Regions from separate parts of the Mus musculus genome. Here region 2 is linked to region 1. The links are chromatin loops, found by intact Hi-C in ENCODE. Cell type or tissue: heart. All regions are shown on one strand. Links, peaks and the distances in the headings refer to the core of each region. The heading gives the core; the rest is flanking DNA. Region 1 holds the start of Homer2 (homer scaffolding protein 2). Region 2 overlaps Homer2 (homer scaffolding protein 2).

Evidence for each region. Peaks named below come from ENCODE experiments on the same cell type or tissue, not always from the same donor. Only the 100,000 strongest peaks of a DNase experiment are listed, where the experiment ranks them.
Region 2: a loop joins it to region 1, with 5 times the contacts of the local background. A loop is called at or near these places in 10 of 42 quality-filtered maps.

Annotation. Positions count from the first base shown.
Region 1 is chr7:81,701,986-81,710,873 of GRCm38, reverse strand. Homer2 (homer scaffolding protein 2) reads left to right here and starts at 3,949. Exons shown (of 9, transcript NM_001164086.1): 1 at 3,949-4,115. The coding sequence starts at 4,111. Gm32579 (a long non-coding RNA gene) reads left to right here. Exons shown (of 2, transcript XR_391652.2): 2 at 2,151-2,722. In heart, for the core only: no CTCF peak of the experiment used is centred there; DNase peaks (open chromatin) are centred at 2,923, 3,223 and 3,703; H3K4me3 peaks cover 1,618 bases; H3K27ac peaks cover 1,626 bases; H3K27me3 peaks cover 939 bases.
Region 2 is chr7:81,648,327-81,657,214 of GRCm38, reverse strand. It overlaps Homer2 (homer scaffolding protein 2), which reads left to right. Exons shown (of 9, transcript NM_001164086.1): 2 at 7,505-7,661. Among named protein-coding and RNA genes, the nearest start is that of Gm51279, 39 kb to the right of the region's middle. In heart, for the core only: no CTCF peak of the experiment used is centred there; no DNase peak of the experiment used is centred there; H3K4me3 peaks cover 804 bases; H3K27ac peaks cover 1,651 bases.

The sequences.
Region 1 (8,888 bases), core at 2,256-4,755:
CAGCAGAAGGGAAGGACTTCCTAAAGCTGTCTACACCATGTGCACCATAGCATGAATATCTGCACTTGAACAAAGCATGCACACACAATAAGTACTTCTACTACCGCTACTGCTACTACTACAACTAGTAGTAGTCATAACTTTAAAGATGTCTCAGAGGCTCAACTTACCTTTTTCCTGCCTCGCATCTCCAGAAGCTAGCCCTTGAGAGCAAGAAGCCAGCAAGTTATGGAGTACTACTAGCTTGCTAGGCACAGAGTCTGCATGGTGCTTCTTTGCCCAGGAGTCTCTGGCGAGCTAGTAGGCACGAGGGAGCTGCTCTGTTTCCATTTGTTGTGACACTAGTAGTGGAGCTCAGGGCTTTGGGGATGCAGGCAAGCATGCTGCCACTGAGCTGCAGCCGTCCCTTCATTTCCTTACTTTACTGACTTGGCTATAGCTTGCTGACAAGCTCTTCAAGGTTATCTGATCTGGTCCAGTTAGGACGCAGAATCCTCAGCCCAAGGTCTGTGCCCAGTGATCACCAGATCTGATACCCGCACAGAATGACAAATGTTCTGAGTCCCTGAGCTTATGGTGGTCAGAGTGTGGCCTCCAGCCTTCAGAAGCAGCACTCGCCCTATTTCCAACTACAGCTTTGTCTAACACTCTGTTTTTAAAATTTTTTCCCAACTCCTATGTTTATGGTTTTTTTTTCTTATTACTCTTACAGTTTCCATTCCCTCCATTCCTCCATTCCTCCTGACCTCTCCTCTCCCCGAGAACCACCCTTTCTCCATTTTTCTTCAGAAAAAGAATATCCCTAGGAGTAGGGATATCAACCGAACACAGCAAAGCAAGGTAAAATAGGACTGAGCACAAACCCTTATATCAAGGCTGGATGAGGCAACCCAGTAGGAGGATAAGGGTCCCAAGAGCAGGCAAAAGACACCCCCCCACACACTGTTAGGAGTCCTACAAGAACACCAAGCTACACAATTATAACATATATGCAGAGACCCTAGTTCAGACTCATACAGGATCTGATTGTCCCTTCAGTGTCTGTGAGCTCCATGAACCTTGCTTAGTTGATTCTGTGGGCTGTGTTCTCCTGATATCTTTGACCCTTCTGGCTCCCACAATCCTTTCTCCCTGTCTTCTTATGGGGTTCCCCTGGCTCTGCCTAGTGTTTGGCTGTAATTCTTCTGTTTCTTTTCTTTTCTTTTTCTTTTTTTAAGATTTATTTAGTTTTATGTATGTGAGTACACTGTAGCTGTACTGATGATGGTTGTGAGCCATCATGTGGCTGCTGGAATTTGAATTCAGTTGAGCCTGCTCAACTCTGTATTTATTATTATATCTAAGTACACTGTAGCTGTCTTTAGACAGTACCAGAAGAGTGTGTCAGATCTCATTATCAGATGATTGTAAGCCACCATGTGGTTGCTGAGATTTGAACTCAGGAACGTCAGAAGAGCAGTCAGAGCTCTTAATGGTTGAGCCATCTCTCTAGCCCCAATTCTTCTGTTTCTAATTTTACTTCTCTCCTATCTGTTCTCTCCTGCATGCTCACTAGGTGTCCTTGCTTCCTCAGAGGCTCTCCAGGTAAATCTTGCCCCAGCCTTTCCTGCCTGAGGCAAAACCTCTTCCCTTCTCCAGGACTAGTTCATCTATTAGGCTCAGATCACACTCTCCCCTGTTTTCTCCAAGACCACGGTCTTTCTTTCTCAGCTTTGTCCTCACCACCGGCACCTTTTATACCCAGCTAACTGGCCTATGTAGACTCTCTCTAGCCTGGCCTTAGCCACGGGCACAGAGTCTCTTCCTTTCAGCCTTCTCCATTGTCAACTAGGGTATTGATCACAGGGAGGAGTGATGCTCCACAGTAAGTGTTTGCCAGCAAGACCTCTAACTGGGAAGTGAATGCCCATCTCTTGGGAAGAGTCCAAGATGATGAGAGAGTGCAGTGAAGATGACTCGAGAAAATGAGACGGAGTAGGGAGCCATCAGAGAGAACTGCCCGGGAAGCCTTGGGTTGAAGGAGAGGAGAAGAGTAGCAGAGTCCACTTTCTCCACACCCCTCTTCCTAGAGTAGCTTGGAGAAGGTGAAGAAAGCACATCCCTTCCCAGACCTTGAGTTTGATCCACCCTTCCTCTCTCTCTTCCCTCAGAGCCTTCTACACAGAGGACAGCCAATTTAACCACAGAGCACTGGCTGCGATTCACCACCCCACCTGCTTGGCCTCATTGCATCCTGCCAAGGTGATGTGGGTGCACCCTGTCTATCTGAGGAGCAAAGAGATGGACCTCCCAGCCAGGGCTTGAACACCACTGGGCTCCTTTGCTCAGAGTCTTGTTTTCCATACCCCTAACACACATTTGCTGGCTCCTGCTTTTGATCCTCCTACTTCTGGCTTCTTTCTGGGACTTTACCAGTGACCCCTTCCCTTCAGCACCTTGGCACAGCCCTGGTCTTTGGAATTCAGCTTGTGTTAGAAGAACTTCCTCTGGGGCTGACTGTTCATTAGTCTTGGCTCTAAACAGAGTCACCTGTGTGCACAGATCCTGACCAATTTTGTATAGATAGGGCTTGGTCTGTTTACTTATTCATTCAACAAATATTGGTGGAAGACTTTGAATTCCCATTGTAGGTAGTAGAGGTTACAATTATGGGCAAAAAGCCACATCTTTCTAAGAGTTTGCAGGTGTGTCTGGAATATTAAACCAATAATTTTACACGAGATACTACTAACAGTAAGTGCAAGGAAGAAAAATGGACCGGAACAATGCCATCCACGGCCTTCGGTTAAGCCCCTAAGGGACGCGACAGTGTAACAGTGATCTGAAGCACATGTAGGAATGAAGGGGAAAAAAATCTTCCCAGACAGAAAGAAGAGCACGTGGGTAGGCTGAGAGAATGGCCAGCTGGCTGGAGTGCGGCGAGCAAGGGCAAAGTGAGAGGGCTGGAGGTGGTAGTGGACTGGCCAGGCTCATCCCAAGGACAGTGGGAGGGGAGCCTCAGATCAACTTGTATTTCAGAAATTACTGACCACCGTTTAGAAATGGGGTGGGTGCTCTTGTGAGGTGAAGGAGCTAGGTAGCTAGTCACAGTGGCCTGAAGGGAAATGAGGGCAGGGGCACGGTGGTGGCCCTATTCCAGTTGCTTGTCCTTGCCTTCTCCTCCCAGTCCCTGTCTGTCCAGAGATGCCAGGCTTGTGTGGGCAATGTGTGCTCAGCCGAAGACAATCCCGTGGAAGGCCCAGTGTGGGGTGATGGTTAGGTTGGCTCCAGTGCTGGCCTTTGGTAGGGAATCATAGCCAAGCTTAAGGAAGCCTCTCAAATTTTGCCAACTCGCTATGCTGAGGGTGTGCGTTTCTGTCTTTACCCAGGGAAGAGTTCAGGGAACCTGCTTTGGGCTACAGAATCCTCCTTGCCATCTTACCCTCCAGGATTTTAAGGCCACTCAGCCAGACAGGTGGGCAGGAAGACGAAGGTGGGCATTAAATGGGGTGGGGAGCAAATCGTGGTCCTGCCCATCTCAGACTCTGGAGACGTGAGATCTAATCTGAGACTGTGACCTTGGTCACATCATTTCTCCTCCCTGGGGGGCTTCGGTTCCCTCATCTGCAAACTAAAGGTGGCCAAAAAGTCCCTGCCAGCTGCGACTTCAAGTCCAGCAGGTGGGACATCCCGTCCGAGGCGCGGCGCCAAGCTTGGCAGGGCGCGCGGGTGCGGGGTCGACACAGGAGAGGAGGGGGCTGCTGGAAGAAGCGGCGACTGCGCGGCAGCGCGGGGGACGCTGCACACGCTGCCGCGCCCCCAGCTCCAGGCGGGCGGCGGCGGCCCGGGGGCCACGAGGTTACGTAAGGAGCGGGCGGGAGGGACCGGCGGCTCCGCCCGAGCGCGGCCGCCCAGCCCCCGGCCGCCCAGCCCCCGCCCTCCCGCCCGCCCGCGCCTGGCGGCGGCCCCGACACCGGCAGAGCAGCCGCGCAGCCGGCGGAATGGAACGGCGCCGGGGCTGAGCCGGGCGCACTCGGGCCGCCGCATGTGCCGCGCGGGGAGCAGCTGCCGAGCGGGCGGAGAGCGAACGCCAGGGGCCCCGTCGGAGCGGCCGCACGAGCAGCGCCGGAGATGGGGTGAGTGAGCTCGCGGAGCGCCCGCGAGGGGCTACGGGCCGCCGGTCGCGTGCTGCGGCGGGAGCTCGGGGCGCCCCCGGCCTGGGCGCGGACTTTGCGCCTGGAGCCCACGGCCCTTCCCGTCTCAGCCAGCCGGGCGCGGAGACACCTGGCGGGGACCCGCACCCGGGCTGGTCTCGGCGCCTCGGCCATTCCGCGGTCTCCTTGCCCCTAGCGCGAGCAACTCCAGGGCCTGGGTTTGTGAGTGTGAAAAGCAGTTTGCCTTTCTTCACGGCTGCATTTACAGCCAGCGACATAGAAATCGAAGTTTTCCTGGAAAGGAAACACACCCAATAATAACCCTTCAGCGTAGGAATAGTGGACTTGTAGGCAGCGTTGAGATGCGACAATCTGTTAGGCACCTAGGTGAGGCTCCAGATGCTTGGGAGGGAAGTTGGAGCACTCAGTTGAAGTGACTAATGCTCCTGAGTATATAAAGTAATTTTAAAAGCAGGATTGATTTCTCTTCGGCGTCTCTCCGAGCAGTAGGCGCTGTGAGTCAGGAGCCACTGTGCTAATAACACAGTAACTCTTTACATCTGCTCGCCGATGTGAGCGCACACTCATGGTGTTTCAGTCTCTATGCGAGATATGGTTTGTGTGCTTGCTCTCCACAAGAGGAAACTGAGGCCGGTTTAGTTGGGAGACTTCTCCCAGCTTGAACAGCTGATACATTTGTAAAAGGGGAATACTTAGTGTGTGGTTGCTCACCGGCAGAAGCTAGGCCACTGCCTGACTGGCCATGAGGATGGTTAAGGACATCAGAGGTCTGTCTTCTGCTGCTGAGCCCAGTGTTCTTCAAACAGCCTTTCATGGGGCCCAGAGGCCTCTGCTGTGTAGGTGGTCTAGAGAACTAGCTTCCCTTTGGGGATGGGTGCCATGGGAAGAGTCATGATCGCCCTGGTGGCCCCACCAGCCCCTATGGGGCAGTGGCTTTACTGTGCTTAGCTCCAGACAAGCCTCAGGAGTGGCTTTCTCCGTGGAGCTGGTAGAGTTTTGGAGGGAGCAGAGGCAAGCAAGGTAGAGCTCCGGGTAGGAGAGCAGATGGCTGTGGACGCCAAGATGGAACAAGGGGGACAGAGGGCCCATCGGAAGTTTGCTTAGGAATATTGATGCCTATCCAAGAGACTTATGTTGGACGACTGGGAGGCCAGAGATAGACAGTCATCCTACCCAGAAGGCAGATTTTTGTAACATTTTCAGCCATCTCTCAGCAGATATGAAAGAACTCATCTTTGAGCAGAAGGAATCTTTGAGACGCTCAGGTTTCATAGTTAAAAAACAAAAGCTTTGGGAAGGAGTTGGCACACGTGGAAGGTAAAAGGACCTGGTGATTTTAACTCTTCCTCTGCCCCTCCCCCTCGGGTGACACAAAACCAGTGAGCCTACTTGCAAATCAGAAACAAATACTGAAACTCTGGGGTTAAAATAGGTCTGTGGGAATGAAAACATTTACTCATAAAAGCTCAAAGAAAATTCCAGAAAATAATTTTTGTTTGTGTAAAAGCAGGGAGGAGTAGCTTGGGCATTTTGTTTAAACGCAGCACATGTCTTTCATGTCATTTTAACATCACTCAATAAATGGGTATTACTCACTTCTTGTAGCGAATGGCTGGTTTGTAGCTCTTACCTCTCCCTGCCATTTTACCATATATTTTCTTCTGTAGTTTATGTGACTGTACAAGCCATGGTTATAAACTGAGATGGGGCTAAAGGCTGGATAAATAGTTTAGACGGAGGAGGTGGATGGAGGGAGCCATTTTAATAAAAGATAGAACCACTGCCATCCTTTCTGGGAGTTGTACAGGATGAGCATGGGAGGGAAGCACCAACAAGAAGCAGCCTGTGGCAGACCTGGCTAGAGTTTTGTCAGACCTCCTCAGGGCTCTGCAGTGTAGACAGATGAGACATGGGTTTAAGGAAATAAAAACCAACTGCCTGAGTGGTTTCCTTTCTTTGGTGAGGCTCTATTCCCCCTTAGGTGTCTACTGCCCTTTTCCTTCTGCGAAGTGTTCTGCATTAAGTATGTGCTATCTCCAGTGTTTGCTCCCGTTCCCTCCCTGAGGCAGCTGTTTTCAACTGGCTCCTTTCAGATGTTGCTCGCCCTTTTTGTCCATGCTTCTGGCTCCTCTTTCTTGGACCAAGTGGCAGTTACAGACCAAAGGAACCTCTCCCTCCATCTTCCTGCCCTTCCTACAGCAAGAAGGAAGCTTATAGTAAGAATTTTGGTTTCTTTACAAAACACAGAAATATTGTAAGAATGTTTTCGTTTTAATCCCAGGTGTGGGATACGGGGCTCCTTCAGACTGTCCACAGCAGCTGATTGTGATTTGCCTTGTCCTCTGGCAGGGGTGTGATTTTGCCTGCAGTAGATAGTCTCTGCGATTGTCTGACTATTGGCATTTTGGGGACTTTTCAGAGGGTATAAATGCTAGAGCCCCAAGAGGGTGTGGGTTGTTGGTTGGTAGCAGGTTGTTAAGTAGTCATGTGCAAAGAAGAAACATCAAGAGGAAATTAGATATTCTGGTGGTGAAGATCAAACTTGCCCCCAAGGAACTTGATGTCCCTAACCATTAGGAAATAGTCTAACAATAATGTTACCCGCTTTCCCCTCCATCCTTTTTTCTCTCCTATCTAGTGTTAGGAGGTTGAAAGGTGGAAAAAGAATGGAGAAGGATGGAAGAAAGAAGAACCCACAAAGTAGCCAAAGTCGGATATATTAGCTGTTACTCTTTCCTGCCTGTTTGTTGATGGCCCGACAGCTCTCTACTGATGTAGACTCTGCCCAGACCCTTTCACCTTCTGGGAAGATTGCTTTCTTTCTTTCTTATCTTCCCCTCAGCATCAGGTCAGAAGCACACTCTAGCTCGGCACTGTCCCATAGAACTCTCTGCAGCACTGGGAATGTGCTGTAGCCTTAAGGTCAGTTATCAGCCACTTGAGGCTACGGGGCACTTTAATGCACCTACTGTGACTCAGGGTGTGACTTGAGTAGCAGCGTGTAGCTAGTGGCTGTTCCGCTTCCTGATCCTGCATACCTGTCCTGCTTCTGGTCCATCTCCTTGTCCCTCTGACAACATCTCACAGATAGTGCATTTGTCCTCCATACTCTAGTCTGGCCTCTGCCTTCACCCCAGCATAGTAGCTTCTAGATGCCAGCCCCTCTCTTCTCCCACCCCTCCTCGGTGTTCCTCACTGGAGGCCTGCCCTTCTCCTTGCGAGCTCCCCTCTTAGCCCCTCTCAGCTCCTCTGACATCACACCCATCTGCCTTTCCTTTCCCTTGGTTCTGAGGCTCAGTGTTCCCACTGGTTGCTCCATTGTCTGACTCCCAGTGGTGGCTATGCTCAGGAGCTGCTCCTGGTCCCCTTTCTGGGTCACCACTCTTTTTCCAGGTCATGTTATCCAATTCCTCAACTTACCCTCATCACCAACAGGGCTTTAAACATCACTGCCTATATATCATCAACCCTACATTTTTATTTCTGAGAAAGGCCTGTGCTTCTAGTTCGTCCATCTCTGGGGTTCTTGCTGTTGCTGCCGGAGTTCACCTTCCCTCTGTCATCCCACCCAGTCAGTGGCCCCACTGCCCTTCTGATAATTTGCCAAGAGTCATACCTGGTTCTCCCCACCTCCCTACCCACCTCCACCCCCTCCCGCCTCCCCAATCCCATATCTAGGCTGTCATTGGCCCTGTGAGTTCTACTTCTCAAATAGGTCTGGAGCATGCTCACTCCACACAGTAACCACAGTGCTGGCTCTAGTCCTGCCCATCACTGCCTTCCTCTTGGAAAAATAAACTTTTCAACCCACCCCCAGCTTCCACACTGGGTTACTGCCAGTCTAGTCTTTTCCTAGGAGCCAAGTGACTAGCTTTTAAGATTGCAAATCAGATCTTGTCACTCTCCTGTCTCAACACTCTTCATGGGACAAAGGCTCGGGCTTCTTTCTACCTTATCTCCAGTGTCACCAGTCACTCTGCAGGGCCACCTACCACATTCTGAAGATTCCTGGCCTCCTTTATGGAGGACCCCTTCGTCCCACCTCTCCCCACCTTTCCTAAGGTCCACTTTCTTCCTTTCTACATCAGTACAAGAGCACATCCTAGCTCAGCACTATCTGATAGAATTCTCTGCAGTACTGGGAATGTGTTCATCCATATTCCTGGGGCCTTGGATGCCTGAAATCCTTGTACCCTGGCTTTGCAGACATCTTCTGCCCTCCTTCATACACTGACATCAGGATCAGTCTTTCCGGCCACCACCCCAAGAGGACTGCTTCCCAGGACTCTCAGAGCCCCGCCTGTGTAGACTGCAGGCCCTTGCCATAGCACAGCTGTGATTACCTGGGCTTTGTTGACTTGTTTATACTCCATCATCCTTAACTATTCCAGGAAGATGGGACCCACCTTTTCACCATTGCACCCCAACTCGTGGCACAGTTTCCTCACAGGCCTGCCATACATATTTTCTGATTGGGTTACTATCTGCATGGTGGGAGCCTTGCTCAGGTGCCAGGAGGAAAAGGGTGATGTTTTTTGGACCTTCTATATGATTTCCTTAAGTGGGGAGTCACAGGGCCAAGAGAGAGGGATGGTTTGGATGCAGTTTTGTTTTAATGCTAAGCCATTTGGTTTTTATTGTGATGTGAGTTAATTTTTCAGGCCAGGTGCTGTCACCGATCTATAAATCATCTTGCCATCTATAAAAGGCCAACAGAAAAGGCAGCCTATTGGC
Region 2 (8,888 bases), core at 2,753-5,252, 54 kb after region 1:
AGTATGGAGAGGTGCCATTTGAACCTAAAACTGCATTGTAATGAGTTCTTGCCAGTCTCTGTCGGTGATGAAGCCTCAGCCTTTCCTCACCTTCTCGCCCTCCCTATAAGGTCTTTGTTACTTTGTATCCTCAGAGAAGCTTTACAGTCACCCATGGAAATGCTGGCTTTCCTGGCTCGTTTCTCTACTACTGGCCATCCATTCACAGTGCCTGGGCACGGGGCAACCCCTGGCCTATGGAACTTAATTAGACCTATACCTCAATAGGAGGACGTGTGCTGAATGCTCTTTACAAACTGCTGGACACTCTGAGGAATACGTAGCATCATTAATCAAGTCTGTCATCTTCATTGGGGGCACTTGTCTCTTCTACTCTCTGGTGTAAATGTGACCTAAAGGGAAATCCCCTGTCGGTGGATGAGGAGAATTTATGACAAATGCTTTTACTCCGAGGCCTCTGATTTATGAGGTGCGATAATTAGCTGTCTGGTAGTATGTAGTCAGAATAATTTAACCCAGCAAGGCAGCTGTGGTCCACCAGAAGGGGCTCCGATGGGGCAGGGAGGCGGGCTTCAGGTTCAGGCTTGGTGGGGTCAAGTCCGACAAGTACTTGTGCATTCTTGGAACAAGAATAATCCTTTGTCCCTGAAAATGGGCAGAAGTGCTTGTATCATGCCCACCATTTTTTAGGCTTCTATGTATAGAATTTGTTCTTGCCCTTGCATGTGTCTGCATATTTGCTGGCACTTCACTTTTGTTTGCTGTTAACTTTATAATAATACATTTCAGCATCTGATACAGCTAAGTCTCTCCCATTGCTCTTCATTTTCAGACTTTTTAGTTTTTGGTCTTATTCACATAATGAGTTTTCTATACACATGACCTTGTCTAGTTCTAAAAATAATCCTGCTGATATTTTCATTATATTACTTACATATTAATTTAGAGGCAATTGACATCTTCATATTGATTTTCTTATGTGAGAATGGGGTATGTCATATTTATTAATGATTTCTTCAATGTACCTTTGAAGATTTTACATTTTTTATTATTTTTATTTTTGGTGGAAGTTTTATTTTTTAATATAGTTTTTTTTTGCATACTTCTTTTTTTGTTCTGTTTTGTTTTGATTTTTTCAAGACAGGGTTTCTCTGTGTAGCCCTGGCTGTTCTGGAACTCACTCTGTAGACCAGGCTGGCCTCGAACTCAGAAATCCACCTGCCTCTGCCTCCCAAGTGCTGGGATTAAAGGTGTGCAGCACCACGACCAGTTTACCTTTAATCCCAGCACTTGGGAGGCAGAGGCAGGTGGATTTCTGAGTTCGAGGCCAGCCTAGTCTACAGAGTGAGTTCCAGGACAGCCAGGGCTACACAGAGAAACCCTGTCTCAAAACAAAACAAAAAAAACAAAAAAAAAATTCATTGTAATTTCTATCTGGTTATCTGTGCTCATTGGTTTATTTTTTAATAGTGATTTTGTACCTCACCACCTTACTGAATTTTACTGTTCACGTGTGCAGTCATTTTGCAAATAGGGGTAACCATACTATTTGGATTTTGCATGAGAGTAGAACGCCAGTGTACGTGTGAATTAGATTTTCTGCTTGATAGAATATGTAAGAATCTCTGTCTGTGTTCCTCTGCCCCTGGTAGCGCTCCATCTGGGCTCTGGGTATTTGGCCTTACCGGCAAGAGGCCTGTTAGCCATCTGGAATGCTGGCTAGAGGCCAGGTAAGCAACGTTTCTGGCCCTTGCTTGGTATCCTCAGAGAGAGTGAGGAGTATGACCTGGTAATGTACATTTACAAGGCCTTAGGAACTATGAAAGCAAAGCAAACAAAATAAAAGTGGATTACACATGAGACTTCATGAAATGCCATGGTAGGACTTACAGCCAGCAGAGAGAGGAATTTTAGGTCCCCAAATGGTCCCTGTGTTGGCATGGACATGAGTGCTGGAAGAAGGACTGGGGCTAAGTTAGTTGTAGAATGCTCGCCTAGTGTGTGTGTGGCCCTGAGTGACCCGCAGTAGTCCCAAACAACAGAAGTCCTAAATGAAAGAGCCAAGGGACTGGGGAGATGGCATTCTTGCCACACAAGCTTGAGGGCCCTGTCTTTACATCCTGAACCAATGTAAAAGCCATGCTTGGTGGCATGCTCCTGTAACCCCAGCAACGGTGAGGTGGGAGGCAAGCAGAGACAGGCAGAGCCCTACCTATTGCCTGGCTACCTAGCCTGGCCTATGTGGTGACTCTTGTGTCAAACAAAAGGTGGGAAGTACCTGTGGTTGTTCTTTGACTTTTAAAGCAATACACACACACACATTTGCATGTGTACACAAACACACACACACACACACACACACACACACACACACACACACACGAACTGGTAGAGCAAGGTAGGTAGTCTGGAGCCTGTGAGTGTTCCCAAAGCCTGGAGCTGGTCCTATGAGGGGTAGAACAGAGAAACCTATGTTGCTGGCCAGGTAAGACCTTACCATCTAGCCTGGGGAATCTCTCCTTTAAGTACTGCATGGATGCTTATTTGAAGGGGCTCAAGAGTCAAGACTAAACGGGGAATGTTATGAGCCTTTGAGATGTTTAAATAGCTGCTCAAATAATTTCCGAATTATTTTTTGCAATTCAAATTAAATAGAGGCAGGAAAATAAGAGCCATGAGGCTTTATAGATTTATGTCAGAAAACAGCCAGGCACTGAGCAAGTGAAAGATTATGACAAGTTAAAACCTCATTTTTCTTTCTTTTCTGGAAGAAGAAAAAAAAAAAAAGTAGGCATGCCAGTTCTTTGCAGAATTACTTCACACGCAGCCAGAAATCGTTCAAAGCCGAAGTGGTAGCTCTGCCGAGGGGGTTGCATGTTTCAAATGTACATATGTTGCACAGAGCGTCTAATTATTCTTGGGGACAATTACTGTCAGGTTCCAAAATGTGCTCAATGAGCAGCAATTGGTGTTTATTCAGCTTTTAAAAGACTATGCAAGGGAACAGTAGGTTATATTGTCTGCCTGAGGAAGCATTTTGCCATCCGGAAACATCTGCTTTCTATTTAAAGCTGCAGAGAAGGAATGGGGTGTATTTCAAACATACTCCCCGAGCACCGCACACTAAGGAGAGAGGCATGAGACTGGATTTGAAGGTGGTTTCTCTGATCCACACCCCTCCGATGGTCCCTGATGGGAGGGGCCTGTGGCCTCCTGGGTGGGAAGCCCTCATTCTGTAGACTCTCCTTAGTGTGATTTGCACACATATAGGCCCTGACAGTGATGTCCTACTTACAACACTTTAACCTGCTCGGGTGAGGCTAAATTAGCTCTCAGAGTTGGGGTCTGTTTCTCTGAATTTAAAGCACTCCAGTTGTGTTCTTCTTGCTGCTCTGCAGGGTCTTGGGACCCTGAGCTCTGTGTGGAGAGCGCTGTCCCCTCACAGCTGTGAGGAGGAGCTGATGAGGACATTGCAGACGTCCTGTGAAGGACAGTGTATTAGTTAGCTAGCTCACTGTAGTAAACTACGACGTTAGCTGCTCAAGCCATATCTCTGTAAGGCAGGAGTCCGGATGCCCCTTACCTGGATGCAGTCCTGTGTCAGGTACTGTGATCAGGTAGGGGCTGGAGTCTCACAGGAAGGCTTGATGGCAGAAGGATCTGGTTTGTAATTCACATGGTTGTTGGTAGAATGTTGGCCCCTGGGGATAATGGGGATACGGGAGTGCCTTAATTCAGGACTCTTAATGTTCCTGAAAGCCGACAAGGGAGAGTCAGCTGGAAACAAGTCACACGCATGACAACCTGTGACCTTTGCCGTATTCTGTTGGTTAAGTGTCAGACTAAGTAGTGATAATCCTATGCAGGAGGCTGAAGGAGGAGAATCACAGATTGGGGTCCCTGGGGACGAACTGCCTAAAAAAAACAGCCCTGGACCCCAATCAATATCTCTTAATCAAACAAACAAGGCCAAACAACAAAGTAAGTCTCACCTTCAGGGGGAGATGACATCGGGAGCCACGTGAGAGCCTGTATACTACACACAGCTGCTGTGTTACATGGTTAAGAGAGAGTTAAAGTTCTCAGATATGCCACTCACTGTGTGACCCAGGCAGGCCTCCTGGCCATTCAGAGCCTCTCTCTCCCACCTGTACAGCACTTGCTCTACAGGATTATTGTGATCTTAAATGAGAAATCCCATATGCAGAATGCTAAGCAGTTGGTAAATGTCAGCGCCTGGCTGTTCTTTTCATCCTGGTCTTTTTTTTTTTCCTTCTTCTTGAAATAACATTAGACTTTTTGAATATCAGAAGAATAGCTTGAAACTCCCCAGTGCTCTCAGATTGGGTTATTCATGTGGAAATCCCAGTCCTGTGGGTGACTTGCTGGGTGGGCACTGAACTGCTATCAGAATGGCTGTGCAGGTCCAGGTCCTCTCCAGTCCCATCTCCATCCCCACCCCCTAAACCCCGTTCCTCATCACCATCTTTGTTTGCTGGGCTCTCAGGACCAAGGGAGGTAGCTCTGTAGCCTCAGCAGGGCCTTGGCTTTTTGGTATAGTGATCAGTTTCAGGATGGATGTGATGGAAGTCCCAGCAGTGCCCGTCCTAGGCCTCTCCCTGTAGAAAGCCTGGCTCTGGTGACTGGGCTATGGCCAGATGAGCCTGCTGTACCCCCTCCCCCCCAACTCCAGGTTGAGGTCCTGGAGGCAACTCAAGGTTTTCAGATTCCAGAGCTGAGAAGGCCAAGTTGGAGATGGCAGCCTCTTGTCTGAGGGTTCTCTTTGCCAAGTCATGCCAAGCAGACAGCAGGCCACTTTGGCCATATTCTAAGTCACAAAGCTCTGCCATCTTACCTTGCCTTCCAGTCTTCTTCCCTTTGACTGCCTCGTGTCCTCACTCCTACAGGTCTTAAGGTCACAGCACATACAGAAAGTCATTGCTGGAACACAGCAGACTCGCTACCTTCCCTCCCTCCTCCCTGATGAGAACACTGCCTCTGCTCTCTGACCAGAGAACCTCCGCCTCCCCTCAGCCCTTTCCTCACCCTTTGCATCCATGGAACCAGTCCTTGGTTCCACTGTTGACCCCCAGAGCTGTAGGAGACTTTTCAGGAGTAGATTGAGTCACTGTCAACCGTGTCATCCTAGATGAGAGACACTGGCTGTGGGGACCCTGTTGTTTTCTGAATCCTTGGGTAATGTCTAAGGGCAGGACTTCCCCAGGCACCTAGAACTCCTATCAAAGAGGCCCCAGGCCCTTTCACTAGAGAGTCAGGTGCCAGGGGCTAGGACAGGCTTGGGAGCTAGTAATTTTAGTAATCTTGGCTAATTGCTATCATGAAGGTTTAGCAAACCCTCGTCCACGCCTTGCGCTCTTGTGCACGAGTGTGTGTGTGTGTGTGTGTGTGTGTGCGCGCGCGCGCGCACGTAAGCAGTCCCAGATCCCCCTCCTCAGCGAGGGAGCAGGAGGGAAGGTCTGAAAGCTGGGGCTCCATCCCTGAAAGGAGCTCTTCTCTGACCCTCGGACTGCCAGTTAATGCTGTGGTAGAGTACAGCAGAGATTTAGTATAATTTAGTCCCCCCATGCTCTCTGTGGCGACAGCTGCTCACCTAACTCCTCTCTCACATGTGCAGGCCGTTGCCTGAGAACGTATGCCTTTACAGTGTTGTACTTAGATGATTAGAAAGCTACAGTGCTGGCTGGTGAGTGGCACAGCTGGGCCATCCAGACGTCAGACTTCCCCACATGGTATTCATGGATATGCACTCCACAGCTTGGACTCTTGACGACAGATGTGAAACACTGTGGCAAGAATCTTCCTTTTCTTTCTACAGCTGTCATGCAGCCACTGGAAGGGTGTGGATCTAGGGTGAAGCCAGGGAGTGAACTTGAGACTTACTGATGGAAATGCCTGAGTAACCCACACTCCCACTGGTATTTTGCCTGCTCCCTGGGCCTAGAGAGGGCCCAGGGATGCCGGCCTCCAGCTGCTCCTCTGGAGTACCAGCTCTAGAAGCAGCAATATTGACATTATCTTCTTCGCAGACTCTTCCAGAGGTCCTGAGTTCCTCTAACACCATGCCAATATCCATGATATTATCTGACATCCCTTGTACGAGGCTCAACGAGTAAATTGCTTTCCTAGAATAAAGTTTCCCCCTGAGAGCTGTGTTTCCAGTAATGAGTCTTCTGCAGGCACTGTGTGGGGGAAGGCGGTGGGGGTGGGGGTGGGGGTCGGGGGGGGGGCAGGATGGGAGAGAGCTCAGAGACTCCTGCCCAACCCCTCCTCACTGACAGCATAGCCACTTGAGAGTTCCCTGCCCTTTGAATTTCTGTGTCCACTCAGGTGTCCTGTTCTTTATCATCGCTTTTGACATTGCCAGGACTTTGAAAATTAATTTGACTAAGCCAAAATCAAACCTTTAGGTTTAATTGTATCTTTAATCAATACTTAGTAATCTATAGTGTTTTTGTGACTTTATTTTTGCATGCTGGTGGCTCCCCTCCCCAGTTTTTGTCTTATTTTGAACTTAGAAGAATTTTGGAGTTTGCCTACAAAGCCTTTTTTTAAAAAGCAGATTTTGTGATGAGTCTGTGTTTCAATTTTTTTTGTTACTTTGTTAAGCAAATATCTCAAAGCATGACTGTGCAGTGGATTCTATTATAATTTAAAAACCTGTCTTAGTTATTAATCTCTATTGTCAGGACCTAATTAATTCTTTACTAAACAGAGAGAAACAGAGATAATGTGTTAATTTGGTTAATTTTTTTAGCAGTCAGAGGAAGTGTTCACAGGCATGTGGGATGAAAGAGAGTTCAGTCAGAGCAGGAAGGAGACTCGGTAAAGATTAGACTAGACGGAGGGTCTACAGAAATCCTGACAGCCTCTCTAAACTGCATAGTCCTTACAGGTTTCAAAAGCGAACTGGCGATGCTTCCAAGGCTATAAAATAATCCTGTCATTCAAAACAGCTCCCCAAATCTGAGAAATACTGAATATTAAGCTTCAAGTGGGTTACAGAATCCTAAAATCAATGCAGATTCTCCCAAAATAAAATTTTTTAATTTTCTAAAATGAATTAGTTCCAAAGAGTCCCTCACCCCCACAAATGCCAACAGGGTGTCAGGAAAAAAATAGAACTCTTGACAGCAATGTAAAAACTCTCAACGAAGAATTTCATTTTAAGCAAATTGCTCATTAGGCCAGTTGCCCAGCAGCCTCCAGGTAGTGCAGCTAAATGGAGTGTGGGCTGCAGAAACCACTCACAGGGATACTGTCCTCCTCCTTCCCCTCCACTCCCTCCTCCTCCTCCCCCTACTCCTCCTCCTCTTTCTCCTCCCCCTCCCTCTTCTTCCTCCTCCTCATTTTAATTGTTCTCATACATATGTATCTTTGCCAATAAGCTACTTGAAATTGTATGAGACGGTGGGTGGCCTAGAAATCATAAATTATACATTAGGTCAAGTCCCATCATTTCACACACACATCTGTCCTGTTGCAGAGAACAGCCCATCTTCACCACGCGAGCGCACGTCTTCCAGATTGACCCCAGCACCAAGAAGAACTGGGTGCCGGCAAGCAAGCAGGCCGTCACGGTTTCCTACTTCTATGATGTCACCAGGAACAGCTATCGGATCATCAGTGTGGATGGAGCCAAGGTACTGGCCTGCCAGACAGTTTTGACATCCTCACTTAGTTTGATTCCAAAGCAGTTTGGTGCATTTGAAAGATGAAGGGTTCCGGAAGCTGTATCCCAAACCCTGCTGTCTTATCGCAGACCTGCATAACAAATGGAGCGTGGGCTGCAGAACAGTCTGCATAATCATGTATCTTCTTGCTCTTTCTTTTCCACCTAAAATCATGGCAAATGAGTAAAAAGACAGGTCTCCCGTTACCTCACTGTCTCCATAATTAACATTTTAATGCCCATGCAGTGGTTACTATAAGAGCCTGTAATGATCTTAATTTGTTAAGATGGCTTCAGTTTCTTGCTGTTATAGATGCTAAGCATTCCCCGTGTAGTGGATATCCCCAGTTGTTCCTTTCATACCTACTGCTTCCTTTTGAATGGTTCCTCGGGGTAGACTCCTACAGGTAATATTATAGGCCGTGCTATTACCACTTTACGACCCTCGATGCATACTTCCGGCATGCTTTTTCTCACAGCCTGTATGACGATGCTAGTTTATTGCACTCTTGCAATCAATGAGTATTGCCTCTAATCTGATTCTGGAATTATTAGACATGGGAATTAATTTTTATTAAATAAGTTAGGAGTATTTCTTCTCTTTTCTTTTTTGGAGCAGGAGGTTGTGATATAGCTCCGGCTAGATGGGAACTGGAGGCAATCCTCCTGCCTCAGTCTCCTGAGTACCGGAATTACAGGCATGGCCTATCATATTTGATTTAGTATTTCTAACAATACTGTGTATTCCTGATATTTCATCCTTCTCTGCTATTATCCCTGTCTGTATTTTGGCCACATTATTTGTGGGAAGAGAATAAAGGGATGCCAGCCAAAGTACTGTCATGTCCTTAAAAATAAATAAGCCTTCTGCATCAAAGTCTTTCTGCCTCTACTCTGTGACCACTGGATATTTCTCTGGGCTGACGTGTCACCTGACATTCAGTGTGTTTGAAGGTAAAACCCCCTAATCACCATCTAAACCACGATTCTAGTTCTATTTTCTAGTATTTGGTATAAAAACCAAAACAGCGTATATCTGGTTTGTTTTAAAGCTGCAGCTCTTGTTGTAGCACCAGATGTGCTCGGACCCCAGCTGCATCTCTTTGCTGGTGGCTCCTCACCTACTGTCTGTGGTCCCTCGTGGATTCTGTGGCAAGGCCAGCTTTCCTAGACAGTAGAAAGTAAAAGGGCCGGGAGC